Regions from separate parts of the Homo sapiens genome. Here region 2 is linked to region 1. The links are chromatin loops, found by intact Hi-C in ENCODE. Cell type or tissue: heart right ventricle. All regions are shown on one strand.

Region 1 (8,000 bases):
CAGCTGACACCTGTGAAGCACAATTGTGTTTTAATGACAACACTTTGGGATGGCTCAGGTACACATAACGCCATATGCAAGGCTTTCAGATGGTGGCAAATGCCATCAGTACTTACAATCCCTGTAGGTAGGTTTTCTCTTGCTGTGTTCAAGTTTGAATGGAATATAAATGCACCATTAAGGCTGCCCTAGAAGTACAGAGAGCAGTTGTTGCATAGTTAAGCGAAAAGGCAGCATTTTATGTCTGATAGAGCAGTCATCTTGCAAACAGCAAATTGGTAGAGAGAGGCAGAGGGAAGAGATGTATGGAGAGTAACCTCAACAGAAGAGGGAGATGGAAGTCTGCAAGTTCCTTTTAAATAACATACTGTACTTTATCAAGCTTTTAGAGAAAAAAAAATGCAGATTCTTTTCTAGGATTAGATGTAAGGTGCTTATCCCTCATCCTCCCACCCCAGCACAGGCAGGAAAGCCACTATGATCACCACCACCATTGTTAGTAAGAAAGAGGGAAGAGGAGAAACAACCCTCCTACGCTACAGTAAACAAAGCGAGTTTAGCCCATCACAGTGAATGATGAATGGCTTCGCATCACTTTCCTAGGGAGAGAGAAACCAAAGATTGTGTATCAATTTTTATAATTTTAAGGCTGAAAGATAATAACTCTGTAATAACTCTGCAGAAATGGAGCAGACTATATAAAAATCCCCTCTGAAAATGTGATTACACGTAAAAATCCATAAAAATGTACAAAGTGATAGATGAACCAAAACTAAACAAATGCAGTTTTTTATCCTTTTGGAACTGAGCAGAAATAGCATATGTAGAGAGAATGATTTTATTTTGTATTTTTAAAAGAAATATTTGGAACTTAATTGAATTATACTTCTGCTGGGAATTGAAATTTTCAGACGGAATATCGGATTTTATTTTAAATTGAATTCCACATTGAAGAGATGAAGAACGAACCATCAGTGAAATATTAACAATAAAGTTGACACATTTCAATAAACAACAAAAGAAGCTGAGCATAATATAAGCTAGACAGTTTCTTCCTACACTTTCCTAAACCCCCAAAGGGTCTATATTAACTATTCTTGATAATTTGGATAAGGAAATCATCTTTGATCAATTTTAATGAAATCTAGTTTACATTTATATTTATTTCTAGAGATTCTTAAAACAGATCAAAATTAAATCCTTTTCTTGTGGTCACCCTGATGAATGTACTGTTTCCTTTACACCTTCAACGTCATATTATTAGTGAATCTAGAACAGGTATTGAAATGCTTGTGTCATTCTGCATGTTCCTCAGAAGTTACCAAGTTAATCCTGGATTCTACATACTCCATCTTTCCAATATATATTATTTTTATTAAATGATTTTGTTTGAGTTGAGCCTTCAGGAATTTCACGACTTCCCATTAGGTAAATTTAACCAACATCAACATATATTATGAAATGTGCTTACATTTTTTGCATTTACAAATCACACTAACAATTTGTTTAATAATTAGGGTTGATGAGAACAATGCTTTTCTTCTCTCAACTTTGAAAATCTTGTATCAGAAGTCCTTAGAGATCTATTTATAAATTTTTAACTCATAGTTATCAGCTGGTATGGACATCCCTGTATAGTATAATCAAGGTTTTTTTTTTTTTTTAACCATTTTCCATGGAATCTGGGTAAAGTGCATTATTAATACAGTGCGTTCTTTCTTTTTTATTTTCTTTCTTTCAAGAGACAGAGTCTCTTTGTCACTACTCTTTCTTTTAAGAGACAGAGTCACTTTGTCACTACTCAAGTCACTCAGGCTGGAGTGCAGTGGTGCAATCATGGCTCACTGCAACCTTGAACTCCTAGGCTCAAGCAATCCTCCTACCTCAGCCTCCCAAGTAGTTAGGATTAAGGCATGTGCCACCATGCCTGGCTAATTTACAAAAACATTTTTTTTTGGAGAGGCAGGGTCTTGCTACGTTGCCCTGGCTGGTGTCAAACTCCTGGGCTCAAGCGAGCCTGGCTGCCTCTGCCTCCCAAAGTGCTGGGATTATAGGCATGAGCCGCTGTACCTGGCCAGAATCATTTTAATATATAATTTCAGCACATTATTTACATCAACTAGATATAGGGCAAATACAGAGACTAAGTTAGCAGCATCCCAATCAAAGCTGTATTTTTAAATGGCTGTAAGGAAGAGCAATGTGCCACCTGCCCGCATCAGCTTTGCTCACAGGAAGCTGTTTCCTCCACACCCCCAGAAAGAAGGCTGGACAAAGGGGTGAAGGTCTGGAAACCGACAAGGAGGATTCAGAGAAGGGACAGGGAGAACTGGATAGGGACGATGGGTTGGAAAAATAAATTCCAGAGCAAAGAGAAGTTGGAGAGATGAACAGATCTTCGATTTATTGCTAATTTAATTAATATAGGATGACTCTACAACCTTGGTTAAAAACCCATTCAAGTTGTATAAACTTCCACCCTTCATGCAGCCCCAATTTTGAATAGGAGAGCCTTGGTAGGAGGTAACAATACGCTTGGGGCACTGATGTGCCTGTTATCAACAATATGAACTGCAATTCATCTTACTAAACACCTTGGACAGAATCCAGCTTGAGACTCAGAAGGCTCTTTGGGATAAAAGATGTTGTCACTAAAGAAACCCTGTTTGCTTATCAAAGCAAAGGCAACCAATTAATAGTTTTATCACTAATACTGTTACCCCGAGGGCTAAAATTAAGTTTATTTATTTATTTTAAGTTCAACATCCTAAATTCCACCCTAATGCACAACAAGGTACGGCTCGTATTACAAATGAATAACTTAATTAAAAAACATTGATTTTGCTCATTGACTGCTGCAAATTTTATTAAATATTAATGATAACATTTTGTATTTTTTATACTAGTCATGAAAGTTTTATGCACTCTCTCCCCTACAGCAGCCTTAGATTTCATGACAAAATCTTAGGCAGCTCAAAGTACAAACATAAATATTGCATTGGCCAGCTTGGTACAATATATGTGTGTACATAAGCCGATAAAAGGATGTGTGTACATTTACCCAAATGTGAGTGAGTGAGGAAAGCTGACATGAGGCAAGCAAGGGAGAAACTTGAATGGTGAAAGTTTATGTTTTATTTTAACCACCAAGAAAGGTCACCCAGAAAGAAAGTCCTGGAACCAGCGTCCCATGAGACAAGACCTCAGAACCTCTCACCACATGTGTCCTTTCCCCAAACTCTGCATATGGAATTCAAGGCACAAAACATTGCTCCATAAACCACATGATTTTACAGGTTTCAAGTCTATGGCAAGAGGTTTCACCAGAAGGACAAAATTCTCTTCTTTCCTCACCCCATGGGTGCAAAAAAAATTTTTCCATAAAAGCCACCAGGCTATGGGAGAGCCTTTAAAATTTTTGCAGTTTTTTGTTGTTGTTGTTGTTGTTTTGCTTCTGTGGGTTTATTTTACATGTTTACATTAGAGTCGGCACAGCCTTGCATTGTTATCTGTCTAGATGGACTAGAAGTCACCCTTATCTGGTTTTCTCCAAGCTTTTAATGGTAAGCATAAATGTTTGGGATCAGCTGACAGCTGTGTGCAGTGAATCAGGCAACATCATCATTCGGAATGTTTTTCTATTATTTGGAAAATTGTACTTAAAAAAATCCATAAAGCACTCAGTAGAACATCGTTTCTTTGAACTTCAGCAGTGACTGATTTTTTTTCTTCCTTTGTATCTCAAAGTCATTTAAAAACAAGTGAGAAGTTAATTTGTTGAGATCATTTCCTCAAATCACCTCCCAGGTCAAAAAGACAGCTCTGGCCTCTGCGTTACACAGTCTTTCCAAAACGTAACCAACTTCCTTAGGGATACAATCATAGCAACCCAGACTTGAAAACAAAGCCGGAGTCTGATTAAGTACTTGCCAAAAAGATTCCAACCATAGTCTACATAGTTTGCAAATACCCACATGGGGAAGGTTGAGGGAGAGAGGAAGGGAAGGACAGGAGCTTTCCAAAGGAAATATTTCACATGGAAAATATCAAGCATTTTCTAAAATGAGTAATTAAAGGACAGGATAGAATATCTTTAAGATATAAGCTTCTTTGAAATGCAAAATAGAAATTTTTGTCAAATAGGCAACGGAAGATAATATGTGAAAATCAATGTACTCAATATTATAGCTCCTATAATAGGAGACTTAGGGACCTGAGAATACGTTTGCATGTTTCAGCATTGTATTCGTTTGGGCTGAATTATCAAATTTCTGGCAATGTTTGCCTCTTTTCACTACTTCCTCTCTCCTTCAGCTCCCAGTGGTCCCTGGAAAGCCCATTTCTCTCCTCGCTCCTGGGTCCTCGTGCTGCTGGTGGTCTCAGGTTCTTTTACGTCCCCTGGTTCCATCCCAAAAGTCCTTCCTAGAAGTCTTTCGAAATGCCTGAATTGGGATTTCTTTCTTGTCTTCCTTCCTTCCCTCCTCCTCTTCCTCCTTCCCTCTTTTCCATTCTTTTTCCCACTAGGTCTCTAGACCTCGTGATCTGCCCTCCTCAGCCTCCCAAAGTGCTGGGATTGCAGTCCTGAGCCATTCCCGCTAGGTTTCTAACACAAGCAAAGAAGTTGTAGCTTCCACGAGGTGTGCTTTTCAGACTGTGTTATGTAAAACAACTCCAGACGTCAAGTCACAGGTGGCTTTAAAAAAGAAATCTTCTAAAGAAAATAAACAAGGTAGAAACCATGACATTAGATGTGGCGCATAGATTTTTAGTGAATTTAAAGATGTGCAAAATGCCAGCCAGTGACATCAGTATCATTTCCCTTTCTGTTGTGGAATGAAGTTTCTTTTCCTAATGAGGAATGCTCAGGGAAACAGAACAAAGCTAAAAAGAAAAGAACCCTTCTTTGCAATGGCATTTGACACTGGACCCCAGGGCATGGTTTGACACATTTTGAAAGTACCAGTGTCCCCAGCTCAGCTTGACTGCGAACCGGCTCTACATAGCCACCTTTAGTCCTCCCAGGGAATAAATTAAATCTGCATCTTGACTGTGTTGCCTGGAAGAGACTGTTCAATTATTTATGGCGCAACAGCAGGGAGTTGCTCTTCTCTGCAAGTTGCGGGGTGGGGGTGGGAGCGTACACTGCCTCTTGTCTACTTCGGGCCACTGCGTTAGTGAGTCCGGTAATGTCTAGAGAAAATAACAAGGCTGGAGGCAACTAAGATATATTAACGAACAAGAGGCAGTAAATCCCTTTTTACTGTTTGGAGACTGTGCTCAGGCCAGCGCGACTGTCACCGTGCTCTGGTGCTGCCTGGGATGTGGCAGGTGTGCACTCATGCCTGACCGCAGAAGGCTGGGCGGGCGGTGGGTTAAAGACCACACGGATTTAAGGTTGAGGTTTTAAAAATGGAAATAAGAAGAAACTCAAGAATGTGTAACCAGAGAATTTACTAATTGGAGACTTCTGCTTCCCATTTTTGGTCCTAATTCTCAGACTCAGTGTCATAACAGCTTCATGTTGAGAATCAGAAGACCCAACTCTGGGTCTCAGAGGGCTGACTTCCTGAAAGTTTTTGTTATTTACTGGTATTTCGGAAATCACTGAAGCACAGAGTCACTTGGAGAGCCACACCGGCGTTTCCATGAGGGTGAGTCTTTGCTATGGAGACTTAGACCCTGGTCCCTGCTGTCCAAATTGTTTCAACATGGAAAAAATAAATAAATAAAACTAAGGTATAATTATTGAGAAGACTTAAATATATATACCCCGAGATAGGCAATACATTTACATGTCAAAGTGAAATAATCTCAATGACTTATGGCCTTTTTTTATATATACCAAATGTCCCTAAATTTAACGTACATATCTTTTAAAGTATATTTATTAAATTCTATTCCTTTTCTTGAAATAATCTTTAATAAAAATTTTAAAGATGGACATCATTCCTGATTTTTCTTAAGAATTCATAAAAATACATGAACATTGTGGCTTCTTGGTTAATATTATGTTAACCATCTCCTATTTCTTTGCAAGTAAGTTCTTAAATTTTAGATTTTAAGATAGTAGATAGGGCTGAGGTCTGGCATAATATAAGATATAGGTAATCTCAATGGCAATATAATAAACCATTTAAAATTGGGCATTACTTTTTTTTTGAGATGAGGTCTCACTATCTCACTGTGACTGATCCTTATACTCCTGGGCTCAAGCAATCCTCTCAGCCTTCAGAGTAGCTGGGACCAAAGAAACATGTCACCGCATTCAGCTATTTAATTTTTGTAATGACTCATGGCCGGTTTTCTAAATGACTCATTATGTTGATAAGGCGTGAAGAGAGAATGCAACATGGCAGAGGGGTGCAGAGGAAGTAGACACCATACGAAAGTAAAGATGGAGGATCCCAAAGGCTGCCTATTTTGTAATTTTTCATAAAACCAGGGATTAGAAAATGTTGTGTTTTAGTTGTTGGGACAGAGCAGAAATCCTATCCTAAAATATATATGCAGGACATTTGTTGTTTCCATTTTTTTTTCCCCCAGATGAAGTCTCACTCTGTCACCCAGGCTGGAGTGCAGTGGGGTGGTGATCTTGGTTCACTGCAACCTCTGCCTTCTGGGTTCAAGGGATTCTCCTGCCTCAGCCTCCCAAGTAGCTGGGATTACGGGCGTACACCACCATGCCCAATTAATTTTTGTATTTTTAGTAGAGATGGGGTTTCACTGTGTTGGCCAGGCTGGTCTCAAACTCCTGACCTTGTGATCTGCCCGCCTTGGCCTCCCAAAGTGCTGGGATTACAGATGTGAGCCACCGCGCCCCACCTGTTATTTTAGTTTCTAAGAGGTATTATTCAACCTAACTTCATTGGAAGGATAATAGAAATCAAATACGTGATATTTACATGGACTTTTTCTCTTCTGAGAACTCAAGACTTTTTTTTAGACCTATCTAATCCCTCCAATATCCAAGTTAAGAGTCCAGTTTATTACATCATGTTACTATTAAAAAAAGTAAGACATGGAAAAAAAGTTTTTGCTTTCTAGACAGATAGATAGAAATAGACATATGCAGTAGTTTGGTTTGTCCTAATATTAGCACATGTTACTATAACATTCTTTTACATGTGTGGTACACATTAATTAGTTCTGTAGTCGAGAAAGAAACATGCTAGGATGGGGGACATACCTACCATTGAAATTAGCATCAAAACTAAATTCTATGAAGACCTACCTATTTGGTAGCAGTGAGCCACAAATTCTTCCCTTTTTCTACCATGTTTAAACTTTTTATTGAACTATAATATACGTAGAAAAAAGTATACATATCACAAATGATACATCCATTGATTTCTGTACCTTTTTCTTTTAACAACATAGTGATAAGAACATGCTCACAGGTTAAAGCAGGAGAGCAGCCAGTAGGAAGGAAGGAGATGAAAACTAGGAGAGTTTCCGCAGTGGCAGATGGTAGACCCCAAAGACAGCTGCAATATCTCCCATCCCATCTCCTCTTCTGCCATGTGACCTTTCTGCTCCCCCATCCAGGGCTAGAGTTTATTTCTTTACCCACTGGCACCTGGTTAGGCTCTGTAATTGCTTTGACCAATAGAATATAGCAGACATGAGACCTTGCCATTTCTTGGCACAAATCTTTAACTGGCTTGGAAGCTTCTTCCTGCCTCTTGGAGTATTTGTTCTTGGTATGGCCTTTAATAAACCCAAATCACATGGAGGGGCCTTATGTAGGTATTCGAGTCACAAGCAGCTGAGCTCCCAGCCAGCGTCAACTTCCAACTTTGCGTGTGAGCCATCTTGCATCTCTGATCCAGGCAAGGCCATAGCTGCAGCCCTAGCCAACATCTGACGTCAAGTGCTCAAGAGAGCCCAGTAAGAAATGCCCAGCTGAGCCCAGTCAATGCACAGAACCATGAGAGATAATCAACTGTCATTTCACCGCCACTAATTCTGGGGGTGGTATGCTGAACAGGAACAGATAACTG
Region 2 (8,000 bases), 47 kb after region 1:
TCATTAAGTATACTCACACTGCTTTGTAACTAATCTTCAGAACTCTTTTCATCCCAAACTGAAATTCTGTCCCCATTAAACAGCTCCCCATTCTCCCCACACACAGTGCCTGACCGCCACCACTCGACTTTCTGTCTTTATGAATCTGACTATCCTGGGCACCTCATATAAGTGGAATCATACAGTGTTTGCCTTTTTATTGACTGGCTTCTTTCACTCACCGTAATGCTCATAAGGTCCATCCGTGTTGTAGCATGGGTCAGAATTCCCCTCTTTTTTGAGGCTGAATAATATTCCATTATATGCATATACCACATTTTGTTTATCTATTCACCTGTTGATGGCTACTTGGGTTGCCTCTGAATGAATAATGCTGTCATGAATAATGCTGCTGTGAACATAGGTATACAAACACCTCTTTGAGAACCAGCTTTTAATTCCTTTGGGTACATACCCAGAAGTAGAATTGCTGGATCACCTGGTAATTCTGTTCGCGGTTTTTTGAGAAACCATCATACTGTTTTCTGTAGCAACTGCACTGTTTTACATTCCCACCAACACTGTACCAAAACTTGTTATTTTCTGCTTTTTTTTTTTTTTTTTTTTTTTTAAGACTAGCCTTCCTGACGGGTATGATGTGGTATCTTGCAGTTTTGATTTGCATTCATTTATGGTTTTGATTGATTCCCTAATTCAAATTAGTTTTATTTTTAAAGGTGTTTTATTCTACTCTCTAGTGAAAAATGAGATTTATAACTTACACTTCTCCACTCAAGATTTGCATTCTTTGCTTTATTTTATTTTTGTAATGGAACACACATGCTTTCTCTCTCCTACATACATATTTTTGCCTAACAATATTCTTTGCATAGAGAAAAATCAAGTCAATGACAGATACGACACACAAGTACTTTTAAGAAGTGTTGTAAGGAGTAACTATCCTGGATACCTGAATCACAAGCATAAATCAGCTCCCCTGTGACACGTTAGGGAATATGAATACTTTCCATGGCTAGAGGAGGGACTAACATAATCAGTCTACTTTAGGTCATCCTTGGTAGCTAGGGTGAAGTATATGATCAATTACTGAAAATCAGTGGATGAATCCTGTTTCGCTATGTCTTTAAACTCTTTTTTCTTCACTGATGCTTTTCCAAACTAGTCTCTTCTCAGGTTGCAAAGATAAATGATTTGCATTTTATATTTTTCCTATTTTCCCTACTTATCCTCAGAAGGAGACGTGATGAAGAAGTGAGAGTGTTAGCAGTGAAATAATTCTTAACAGAGTTAATAAAATGAGAGAGGACGGACAAAAATCCCTGAGTACCCCATTATTGAGATGTTTACCTTCTGCATACTCTGGGGTGGAGGCTATCATGTGCTCATGGGGATATGCAAATATTTGTAAAATGCAGGAGAATAAGTCCTTCAGTACCCCAGGGATCTGGGTCAAAATATCAGAATTTCCTTCTAACTCCTGCAAAACAAACAAACAAACAAACAAACAAACAACCCTCTTTGATCTCAATAAAATTTCCAGGAGGGCGCAGAATTACTTAGTCCTACTTGATTAATTCTATCCTATCTAGAGCATTCCTTCACACCTCATTCCCTGAAAGATCCCAGGGAAGGAAGTCACAACACTGCATTTTATTCCCAACCAGTTATGACTCTGTGCACAGTTCACGGCCTCATTTGTACATTAAGACATCCACATCTCTGGATTCTAAAGGCTAGCCACTCCCTACATGGAAATTCTATAATTCTGCTTCTCTTGATTACTTTGCACAAACAGCAATGCAAATTCTGGACCTGAGAGACAAAAATACAAAACAGAGCCCCTAGAACAAAGCATTCTTTATCTTTGAAGGCAACTCAGGTGCTCTCATGGGTATTTCCATTTTCACTGTATCTATTGTTTCCATTTCATCATCTGGATCTCGAACTTCTCAGAGATAGAACCTTCTGTCCACTCACAGTATTTAGTAAAGCACAGAGATGCAGCTTCCATCACTGGGTTCTGTCATAGACAGGATTGTCAGACAAAAATACAGGATTCCCAATTACATTTGAGTTTCAGACAAATGACAAGTGATTTTTTTTAGCATAAGCATAGCCCATGCAATATTTGAGACATACTCACACTCAGTAATTATTTATTGCTTATCTGAAATTCAAATTTAACTGGATGTCCTGTATTTTTATTTGATAAATCCCAGAACCTTAGTCATAAACCATTGTGTCTGAGACCATGAGTCATGGACAGTGGTATACGTGAATTTGAAGTCCATCTTGACCACAGCTAGATGAATAACTAAGCAGGTTACACAGCCTCCATGATCCTTGATTTCCTCATCAGCTGAATGTGAATAATATTCAAAGGAGAGCCATACCAAGAGAAATGGGCATCCAGGAAAAACTAAGGATTGTTTTTTTTTTGCCCCATCCAATCACTATTAGTTAAATATTGGCATATATTTATTTAGTGAAAATAGGAATAATATATTAGAAATCAACCCTCTTATGGTTTGATTACTCTGGCATTTGTTTGGCTCTACAGCCCCTTTATCTGACTCTATTCCTAGTCCTGCTGTAAGGATTAATATCAGAGATTTGAAGTCTTAGTACAGCTCCTGGCAGAGAGTATACGCTCATTGGATATAGATAATATTATTGTTATTCTTAAAAGATCTATGTCTGAGTAACCCACTCATGAAGATGATCTTTGGACATGGCTTCACAAGCATCTTTTAATCACAGCTTCAGACCTGAGAGATAATCTGGTCTAATTTTATCATTTTGCAGATAAGGAAACTGAGGCCTTGGGAGAGAAAGGAATTTACTCAGAGTCCTCTAGGCAGGTGGGGACACAGCCTGGGAGGCTCAGGACTCTTTGCTGCTATATTACTTTGCAGAGAAGTCCACCAACACTCCGGATACCTAGATGGCTGCTGACCAAATCCAGTAAAGACTGACCCCTACAAAGCAAAAATGACAGGCACATTTAAGCACATGTGCAAATATTAGCTTTACCATTATGAAAGTTTATGGGAACACAGGAATCTTGCTATCACCATTGGACACTTAAAACATCGGTATCCAGCTGGGCGCGGTGGCTCATGCCTGTAATCCCAGCACTTTGGGAGGCCGAGGTGGACAGATCACAAGGTCAGGAAATCAAGACCAGCCTGGCTAACACAGTGAAACCCCGTCTCTACTAAAAAATACAAAAAATTAGCTGGGCTTGGTGGCGGGCGCCTGTAGTGCCAGCTACTTGGGAGGCTGAGGCAGGAGAATGGTGTGAACCTGGGAGGCGGAGCTTGCAGTGAGTCGAGATCGCGCCACTGCACTCCAGCCTGGGTGACAGAGCGAGACTCCGTCTCAAAAACAAAACACAAAAAACAAAAAACAAAAAAACAACAACAAAAAAAATCGGTATCCTTCCCTCCAAAACCCCACTCAAATCAGACAGGGAGGCTGGAGCTCAGGATCCTACCATAGTCATCTCCAAATAAACATCAATTTCCGATTGTGAAACAGCCCCAATGAGTTTCCAAGTATCTTTGGAAACTATTAAGACGCTTGTGTAGATTATAATTACAAACGCTTATTAAAACAGTATGCCCCGGGAAACAGAGAGGACAAACAATGACAAACACAAAGGTCACTGCCTGATGAAATATTTCCATTAGGTGGCCCAGGTCCATGTTCTTTTCCTGATTTTCCTTCTTAATCAGAGGCTCAAAGAGGTGTCGATGAGTGCTGGAGAGTTAACGTTCCATGAGAATTGAAAGCTTCAACTTAACAATTCATTGTTCTAAATATGTTCTTATGTTTTTTGGCAGCTTGAATGTGCAAGCGCATATCTGAGCTGACCTCTGGCTGCAATTCACGCACAGTCTGTGCAGCAACAGAGACTAAATATTTCTGACATTGCTTAAGAAAGGAGTCACTTTAAGTGGGTTTACACTTTGTATTCTTACCAAAAGTATGGTTCAACATTAATAGGGTTAAAGCTCCAGTTAGAGAATGTGCATAACTATTATCCAAGAGCCATGGGGGCAGGGAAAGGGGAAAATCTCAGATGAGCACTGAAGGATGGTTTGACAAGGATCTCAAACATCCTTAAGTTTTACTTCATTTTATTCTTTTCTCTGCAGAGTCTTGGTTGAAGATGTCAGGTTCCAGATATGCATTTGAATTTGGGGGGTTTTGTGGATAAAACTGAGAGGTGAGAGGTACTGTGAGATGAGACAAATGGAAAATTCTAGGAAACCCTGTTTTTGTTGGCCAAATAAATAAATACATTTTGAAAATCACACACTATTAATAACATTCTTGGGTATGGCTGGCTCAGACAACACAGCTCATTATTTGGAAGAGAAAACAAAAGGCTTTCGTAAAGTTCTTGCATAGATTTTAATATACCAGACTTTCTATTTTTAAACTTTAATGGCTAAAATTTGTTGTATAATAGAAACAAATTCCAAATGGTATTAGAAGGGAAAATGAACTTTTATCTCTCAGTTGCAGCTAGCTTTGATTCTATCTTCTGTAAAACAAACATCTCTCTCTCTCTCTCTTATCTATCATCTATTTATCTATGTATCTATGTATCTATGTATCTATCTATCTATCTATCATCTGCTAGATCTATCTATCCATTCATCCATTCAGCTATCTACCCATCTATCCACACGTACACACACACACGATCTGAAATAAGCATACATACTTAAACATTAATGGTGTGTTTGAACAAGTTTTATGCTTTTTCTCATATATAAAATGGGTATAAGAATAATACTTGCTTTACAGGGTCGTTGCAAGAATTAAATAAGCTCATAGATGTCAAATGTTTAGAACATTGTTTGGCTTGCAATGATTAAATAGCAGGTGAGATCCATACTTATAAAAATTTATTAATACGATTATCTCTGCCGCATTTAGGTTAGTATTTTTAAATGAATAAAAATTATGTTGATGTTTTTTACATTTAACATAATTCAGCCATTCTATTTTTTTTTGTGCATAAGAAAACATGCATACACAGATACACATACAGACACAGCTCAGATAACAAAAGCCCTTATGTTATTTCTGTCACCTACAGTTTAGAAAGCATTGTATGCCAGTTTGAGGGAATCCTTGAACTTGAAAGGTCACACAGTGTGTTAAGGAATAGCCATTCCTACAGCCAGATCCCAATTTCCATTCCTGCGAGTGCCCAGATCTTTACTCTCAGCTCATCCCACAACCCTGGGAACGCCTGCAAATGCAGACCCAGCAACCAAGATGCTGTGAGACAATGTTCAGATACGGAATTTTTACTTAATTAATATGTGATATTCAACTACAGACTCACTATGAATTTATATTTATAACTAGAGCACTAGAAGGTACAGGCCATACCTATATTTTTTCTGTTTCTTTCTATGCACATAAAAAGCTTTAAAAAGTCCTTTCTAATTGTGATTTTTTAAAAAAGAAAACTACAGAAGAATTAAATTACATATGCCATTTTAAGGGTCTTTTTTGCTCCATTTCAAGAAAATATTTTATTCTCAATAACCCACATATATCTAAACACTTAATAAAGTAAGTAAACTATTTCTAAAAAATCGATTTTGGATTTATCTAATGAATTTAACCTTGCCTCACAAATGAAAATTTTAGATCTGTACAGAAATGGTCTTTATAAGTAGATTCTTTGGAATGCATTAGTCCTGGGTAAGCTATTAGGGCCAGCCAGCTGCTTTCCAAGCAAGACAAGAAATATAAAATCTATAATAAGTAAATAATCCAATTTTCTTTACTCCAAATGACTAGGTTTTGAAACTTGTTCAAAAACATGTTCTCTCTCTCCTTCTCCCCCTTCCTCTTTCTCTCTCTTTCTGACATATGAAAAGAAAGGAAGCAAAGAACCTCAGTAGGAGAAAAACAGTGAAACAGTAAATCAGGTCTATATATTAAAAGCACAGGTAGTTAATCGCTTAAAAAGACATCTTTTCCCCAGAGGTTCTTCAAACTGAAGGTTGAACTTCTGGCTGAACACATATAATTAATCTGTGGAATGCAATCCAAGGGGTTTTGAGGGCATTTTATTTTGAGTAAAAATAATATCATGCCTCAACTAGTGAAGCAGCTTTGCCAACTTATAAACACATGACTGCATATGCATTACTATTATTTCTTCTAAGCACTGTTTATGTAACTCCTCTCCTTGAGGCAAGGAAATCTCTTCCTTTACTGCAGAATTTGCCTCTGAGATAGTCAAGAGGCAATGACTTCCTGTCTATTAATACATTTGTACAGAAGCAAAGGAAGGCAGAAACAAACAGCCAGACAGCAGCTAAAGTCACAGGGCGGCATGGCCCCTGTAGGCCGGTCCCCTTCCAGGCTCTGGGGATGCAGAGGTGGTGACATCCAGTCCAGAGCATATTGCATCGCAGCTGCAGAGGAAACACAGGCTCTAGAACAAGCAACCACAGCACAACGTGGTACCTGCCAGGCGGCCACATCAACAGGTGGTTGTGAGAGAATAGAAAGGGAAGGAGTGGCTGCATTGTGTGTAGTCTGTGTGCCAGCTCAAAACATCCACTTCCTGTTGGCCACCGATGCCCCAAGGCTTCTCAGCAGGGGAGAAATAAAATCATCCTTGTCTTTTAATAAAGTAATCCCCAGCAGGGCATGGTGGCTCCCAGCACTTTGGGAGGCCGAGGCAGGAGGATTGCTTGAGCCCAGGAATTCGAGACCAGCCTGGGCCAAAAAGCAAGACCTCATTTCTACAAAAAATTTAAAAAATTAGCTGGGCATCGTGCATCACCACATACTCCCACCTATTCAGGAGGCTGAGGCAAGAGGATTGCTTGAGTCCAGGAGCTTGAGGCTGCAGTGAGCTATGATCGCGCCACTCCAGCCCGGGCAACAGAGCAAGACATGATCCTTAAAAAAACAAAAAACCAAGGAAACCCCTGCAGCAACTGTGGTAAGCCCTGGAGCTGGAAGAGAGAGTCAGGAAGCCCTGTTAGAGGCTTTCAGGACATTTCAGTAGAATGATGGAGGCCTCAAGTCAGGCGGAAGCAGGAAGACAAGAAGGACTTTAACCCTGGAGGGGGCTTCCAAGGAGAACATGAAATAACTTAATGATAATTAAATACACATGGCAGGGAGAGGCAATGACCCACTGGTGACTTCAAACCTCTGTCCCTGGTACTCTCGCCTTTCCATGCCAAGAACCAATGGCTCGGCTCCGTGCCTGCCCACACACATGCACCCAGCATCCACGTGTGCCTTCAGTGGCCAACTCTACACAAGTGAGGTCTAGAAAGATTTCTCCAGCCATTCCCTTGGAATTCCAGAGCCAGACAGTCACCTGGAAGCTCTCTCTTTGGCATATTAGAGGTACCTTGGACGCTAGATGTCCAAAGTCAACCCCAAACCTGGTTGCCTGGCAGGATTCAATCTACATAAATGATACCCCCACCCATACCAGAAACCTCGGCAGCTTGCTGGACACTTTCTTTTCCTTCAGCCCCACAACCAATGTCACTCCAATCCCTTATGTTTGACTTCCTTGAAATCATTTGAATCTATCCACTTTTCTCTAGCCTCATTGCTCTTGTCACAACCCAAACTACTGTCATCTCTGGCCGGGATATCTACAATAACCCCCAGAATGCTCTCCGAGATTCACTCTGGTTCCCTTCAAATGCATCCTCTCCACCATTCTCAGAATGAACTTGTAGAAATGCAAATCTCTTAGTGGTGCTCTGTTTGAAGGTGTAAATGGTTTCCATTGCTCTTACAATGAGAGAACAAAATCTTCAATGCGGCCTTGAATGTGGCTTAACCCTCATTCCTGTCCTCGCTGGTTGACTCCCATATGGTGTTCTGATCTCAGTGTGAGTAACGATTCCTCAGGAACTCCTTTCTTGATTTCCCTAACTGAGTGAGAGATCTGTGTGTCACCCTCACAACACTCTGTACCTCTCTGTCCA

Evidence for each region. Hi-C counts contacts between places; a loop is a spot of excess contacts. Peaks named below come from ENCODE experiments on the same cell type or tissue, not always from the same donor. Only the 100,000 strongest peaks of a DNase experiment are listed, where the experiment ranks them.
Region 2: it touches region 1 in a loop (2.9-fold over the local background); 15 of 110 quality-filtered maps call a loop at or near these places.

Annotation. Positions count from the first base shown.
Region 1 is chr10:10,868,105-10,876,104 of GRCh38, reverse strand. It overlaps a transcript of CELF2 not described here. Among named protein-coding and RNA genes, the nearest start is that of LINC00710, 80 kb to the left of the region's middle. RefSeq lists a silencer at 5,333-5,382. In heart right ventricle, no CTCF peak of the experiment used is centred here; no DNase peak of the experiment used is centred here; H3K27ac peaks cover 3,377 bases.
Region 2 is chr10:10,820,611-10,828,610 of GRCh38, reverse strand. It overlaps a transcript of CELF2 not described here. Among named protein-coding and RNA genes, the nearest start is that of LINC00710, 130 kb to the left of the region's middle. RefSeq lists an enhancer at 7,517-8,000. In heart right ventricle, a CTCF peak has its summit at 3,893; a DNase peak (open chromatin) is centred at 3,857; H3K4me3 peaks cover 516 bases; H3K27ac peaks cover 4,619 bases.